2 separate regions of the Homo sapiens genome follow, and region 2 is linked to region 1. A link is an interaction called in ENCODE POLR2A ChIA-PET data of the cell type or tissue named here. Cell type or tissue: HepG2. All regions are shown on one strand. Links, peaks and the distances in the headings refer to the core of each region. The heading gives the core; the rest is flanking DNA.

Region 1 (2,923 bases), core at 261-2,760:
ACGCCTGGCTAATTTTTTTGTATTTTTTATAGAGATGGAGTTTCACCATGTTGCCCAGGCTGGTCTTGAACTCCCGGACTCAATTGATCATCCCACCTCAGCCTCCCAAATTGCATTGCTGGATTTCTAAGACAGCACCAAAAAGAGAAAATAAACGATCTCACTAATAATGTCTCTACTGATTGCCATGTTGAAACAATGCTTTGGATATTTTGGGATAAATAAAATACTTGTTGAAATTAGTTTCTTGTGTTTCTTTCTACCTTTTCAATGTGGCTACTAGAAAATACAATGCCACATGTGGCTCACCCTTGATTTCTTTTCTTTTTCTTTTTTTTTTGAGATGGAGTTTCGCTCTTGTTGCCTAGGCTGGAGTGCAATGGCACAATCTCCACTCACCACAACCTCTGCCTCCCAGGTTCAAGTGATTCTCCTGCCTCGGCCTCCTGAGTAGCTGGGATTACGGGCATGTGCCACCACTCACGGCTAATTTTGTATTTTTAGTAGAGACGGGGTTCCTCCATGTTGGTCAGGCTAGTCTCGAACTCCGGACCTCAGGTGGTCCGCCCGCCTCGGCTTCCCAAAATGCTGGGATTACAGGTGTGAGCCACTGTGCCTGGCCAAGCTCACACTTGATTTCTATGGAACAGCACTGTCCTACACCATGCTGACAGGACACTACAGTGGTGAAATGTTCTGTACCTGCACAGTCCAGACACCTGCAGTGTCTCAGGCCTGTGATTATTATAATACATCATTTTGCAATGCTGTGAAGAGAGAATTGCTTGAGGCCAGGAGTTCAAGACCAGCTTAGGCAACATAGTGAGATGCAATCTCTACAAAAATGATAAATATTAGGCCAGGCGCGGTGGCTCATGCCTGTAATCCCAGCACTTTGGGAGGCCAAGGCAGGCGGATCACGAGGTCAGGAGATTGAGACCATCCTGGCTAACACGAGGAAACCTCGTCTCTACTAAAAATACAAAAAATTAGCTAGGCGTGATGGTGGGCCCCTGTAATCCCAGCTACTCGGGAGGCTGAGGCAGGAGAATGGCGTGAACCCGGGAGGCGGAGCTTGTAGTGAGCCGAGATTGCACCACTGCACTCCAGCTTGGGCGACAGAATGTTACTCTGTCTCAAAAAAGAAAAAAATACAAATATTAGCTAGGTATGGTGGCACATGCCTATAGTTGAGTTAGAGGTCACAGTGAGCTAAGATCCGGCCACTATGCTGCTGTACTCCAGCTTGGGTGACTGAGCAAGACCGTGTCTCAAAAAAAAAAAAAAAAAAAAAGGCCGCTTATGCCTGTAATCCAGCACTATGGGAACCTAGGTAGGAGGATGGCTTGAGCTCAAGAGTTGGAGGACCAGCTGGGCAACATAGTGAGAACTTCTCTCTACTAAAAAAAATTAATTGGGTGTGGTGGCATGAGCCTATAGTCCCAGCTACTCGGGAGACTGAGGCAAGAGGGTCACTTGAGTCTGGGAGGTTGAGGCTGCAGTGAGCCATGATTGTGCCACTGCACCCCAGCCTGGATAACAGAGCAAGACCTTGTCTCAAAAAAAAAAAAAAAAAAGGATAGCTGGGCACAGTGGCTCATGCCTGTAATTCCAGCACTTTGGGAGGCTGAGGTGGGTGGATCACCTGAGGTCAGGAGTTTGAGAACAGCCTGGCCAACATGGTGAAAGCCGGTCTCTGCTAAAAATATAAAAATTAGCTGGGTGTGAGAGGCTGAGGCAGGAGAATTGCTTGAACATGGGAGGCGGAGGCTGTAGTGAGCCAAGATCGCGTCATTGTACTCCAGCCTGGGTGAGAGAGTGAGACTCTGTCTCCAAAATATATAAATATATATATTAATATATATATAAATATACATATAAATATATATATAAAAATATATATAAATATATATAAATATATATATTTATATATATAAATATATATATAAATATATATATATAAATATATATATTAATAAATATATATATTAATATATATTTATATATAAATATATATAAATATATATATATAAATATATATATAAATATATATATAAATATATATAAATATATATATAAATATATATATAAATATATATATAAATATATATATAAATATATATATAAATATATATAAATATATATATAAATATATATATAAATATATATAAATATATATATAAATATATATATAAATATATATAAATATATATAAATATATATATAAATATATATATAAATATATATAAATATATATAAATATATATATATTTATATGGTAGCCACTAGCCACATGAGGCTATTAAGTGCTGGAAATGAGGCTGGTACAACTGAGAAGCTAAGCCTGTATTTATTTATTTAAAACTTTAAGTTTTTTGTAGACATGGGATTTTGCTAAGTTTCCCAGGCTGGTCTTGAATGCCTGCACTCAAGTGATCCTCCTGCTTTGGCGTGAGCCACCGTGCCTGGTCTAATTCTTTTTTTTGTTTTGTTTTTCTGTAGAAATGAGTTCTCACTATGTTGCCTAGGCATGCTCTACTTTCTGGGGAGAGGAGTTATCTCCATAAGTTATTTGCAATTTTGCGTGGAAGATTTGCCTCTTCTCCCCACTTTATTTATTCAATCACTTATTTATATCAGTAGGGACTGGTGGATATTTATTTATTTATTTTGAGATGGAGTTTCGCTCTTGTTATCCAGGCTGGAGTGCAATGGCGGGATCTCGGCTCACTGCAACCTCCGCCTTCCGGGTTCAAGTGATTCTCCTGCCTCAGCCTTCTGAGTAGCTGGGATTACAGGTGCCCGCCACCACGCCCTGCTAATTTTGTATTTTTAGTAGAGACGGGGTTTCTCCATGTTGGTCAGGCTGGTCTTGAACTCCCGACCTCAGATGATCCGCCTGCCTTGGTTTCCCAATGTGCTG
Region 2 (2,923 bases), core at 264-2,763, 64 kb after region 1:
CACGTTTTGTGCTTAGTTTTATCTGACTCTTACGCAGTAAGAGTGAATATATACTACAGTGTTTTTTTTTTGTCTGTCTGTTTTTTGAGACAGAGTCTCACTCTGTCGCCAGGCTGGAATGCAGTGGCGCGATCTCAACTCACTACGACCTCTGCCTCCTGGGTTCAAGAGATTCTCCTGCCTCAGCCTCCTGAGTAGCTGGAATTACAGGTGCCCGCCACCATGCCCAGCTAATTTTTTTGTACTTTTAGTAGAGACGGGGTTTCACCAGGTTGGCCAGGATGGTCTTTATCTCTTCACCCCGTGATCCGCCCGCCTCAGCCTCCCAAAGTGTTGGGATTACAGGTGTGAGCCACCGAGCCAAACACCAGGCTGGGCGTGGTGGCTCACGCCTGTAATCCCAGCACTTTGGGAGGGTTAGGGGGGCAGATCACCTGAGGTCGGGAGTTCAAGACCAGCCTGACCAACATGGAGAAACCCTGTCTCTACTAAAAATACAAAATTAGCCAGGCGTGGTGGCACAGGCCTGTAATCCCAGCTACTTGGGAGGCTGAGGCAGGAGAATGGCTTGAACCCAGAAGGCGGAGGTTGCAGTGAGCTGAGATTGCAGCACTTCACTCCAGCCTGGGCCACAGAGCGAGACTCTGTCTCAAAAAAAAAAAAAAAAAAAAAAAAAAATGCCCCGAGATGATTGAGCAACTTGGCCCAAATCTCACTGCTAGTTAGTGGTCATGTAGGAGCTGTAATCTGGGTCTCTTCATATCAGACCAGTGTGTTTCTCAGCCCATCAGAGGTAGCAAAGCACCTTCAACATGGGAACGATGATGACCACAGCTCACATTTCTCATGAAGTTGGTCTCGGATCACCTGGGCCCGTGTTTACACCACTGCTCTTTGATGTGCCTTTGCTACCTCAGGCATCCTGGCTGGCAGGCTCTGCACTAGAAGTCCAGCTCCTCGCCTAAGGGCAGGAAAACCCTGAGGTGTAACTTACATTCCAGACTCCCCAGGGGCTAAGGCTGAGGCCACCCTGCCGGACTCTGCTGAGACCACGGCCCTCTGCCGGACCCTGCTGAGATCACAGCCCTGCTCCGCTTCCTCTTGCTTTCCCTGTCCTGCTTCCTCCACTCCCTCCCCTCTGGGGGCACTTCTTTCATAAGTCAGTTGCGTGGGAATCCCTGTCTCAGATTCCCTCCTGGAAGAATCTGACCTAAACAGTTCTGGGCATGGTGGCTCTAGATCGCTGTAATCCCAGCGACCCAGAACCTTGGAATGCGGCCTTATTTGAAAATAGGGTATTTGCAGATGTAATTAGTTAAGATGAAGTCATGGTGGATGAGGGGGGATGAGGGGTAGGCCCTAAATCCAATACCTGGTGTCCTTATAAGACAAAGGAAGTTGAGCGCTATGCCTCATGCCTGTAATCCCAGCACTTTGGGAGACTGAGGCAGGCAGATCACTTGAGCCCAGGAGCTTGAGACTAGCCTGGGCAACATGGTGAAACCCTATCTCTACAAAAAGTACAAAAATTAGCTGGGCATGGTAGCACATGCCTGTAGTCCCAGCTACTTGGGAGGCTGAGGCAGGAGGATTACCTGAGCAGGAGGTGAGGGAGGAGGAGGTTGCAGTGAGCCAAGATCGCACCACTGCACTCCAGCCTGCGGGGCAAAGTGAGACCCTGTCTCAAAACAAAAAACAAACAAAAAAATCCCATTAAACAACAAAAGATAAAGGAGAGGGAGCTGAGACACACAGACACGGAGGAGAACGTTTGGCTGCAGAGGAAGAGACTGGGATGGTGTAGCCACAGGTGAGGATGCCGACAGCCCCCAGAGGCAAGGAAGGACTCCTGCTGAGAGGCGCTGGAGGGAGCATGGCCTTGCTGATGCCCGACTATGAATCTCTGGCCTGCAGAACTATGAGAGTAAACTGTTTTTGGTCACCCAATTTGTGGTCATTTATTATGACAGCCCCAAGAAGCCAATATGGCAAACATACGGAGAAAGGCCCAGAGAGAGGGCACAGCAATTTTGTTGTTATTGTTTTTTTTTTTTTTTTTTGCGAGTCTCGCTGTGTTGCCCAGGCTGGAGCGCAGCGGTGGCAATCTCGGCTCACTGCTACCTCCGCTTTCCGGGCTCAAGCAATTCTTGTGCCTCAGCCTCCCGAGTAGCTGGGATTACAGGTGCACGCCACCACACCTGGCTACTTATTGTATTTTTTGTAGAGATGGGGCTTTGCCATGTTGCCCAGGCTGGTCTCAAACTCCTGGCCCCAAGTGATCCACCCGCCTCAGCCTCCCAAAGTGCTGGGATGACAGGCATGAGCCACCGCGCTTCTGAGAGCACCGTTGAGCTCAACGTATCCAATTCGGTAGCCACCAGCAGCCACTGAGCACTTGAAATGGGGCCTCTCCAAATGGACATATGCTGCAAACATAAAACACACATTGCCATTGTCAGCTGGTGGATAAACAAATGTAGGGCCTGCACACAATGGAATGTACTCAGCCTTAGAATGGAAGGAGATTCTGACATGGGCTACAAAATGGATAAACCTCGAAAACATGTTAGGTGAAATAAGCCAGACAAAAAAGGAAAAATACGATATGACTCCACTTATATAGGAGACGCCTCAAGTAGTTAAATCCATAGAGACAGTAAGTAGAATGGTGGGTGCCAGGGGCCAATGGCGTGGTGGGTGGGAAATTAGTGTTTAATGGGGACAGTGTTTCAGTTTTGTGAGAGAAAAGAGTTCTGGAGATGGATGGTGGTGGCGGCTGCACAAGACTGTGAATGTACTTAATGCCTCTGAACTGTACACTTAAAAATGATTAAGACAGGGCCGGGTGCGGTTGCTCACACCTGTAATCCCAGCACTTTGGGACTCCAAGGCAGGAGGATTGCTTGAGGCCGGGAGTTTCAGA

What was found. Peaks named below come from ENCODE experiments on the same cell type or tissue, not always from the same donor. Only the 100,000 strongest peaks of a DNase experiment are listed, where the experiment ranks them.
Region 2: POLR2A ChIA-PET joins it to region 1 with 5 read pairs; 9 of 35 experiments call an interaction of 5 or more read pairs at or near these places.

Annotation. Positions count from the first base shown.
Region 1 is chr12:123,450,901-123,453,823 of GRCh38, forward strand. No RefSeq gene overlaps it. Among named protein-coding and RNA genes, the nearest start is that of SNRNP35, 5.8 kb to the right of the region's middle. In HepG2, for the core only: no CTCF peak of the experiment used is centred there; a DNase peak (open chromatin) is centred at 1,226.
Region 2 is chr12:123,515,383-123,518,305 of GRCh38, forward strand. All of the region lies in intron 2 of RILPL1 (Rab interacting lysosomal protein like 1), which reads right to left. Among named protein-coding and RNA genes, the nearest start is that of RILPL1, 17 kb to the right of the region's middle. RefSeq lists an enhancer at 513-1,013. In HepG2, for the core only: no CTCF peak of the experiment used is centred there; no DNase peak of the experiment used is centred there.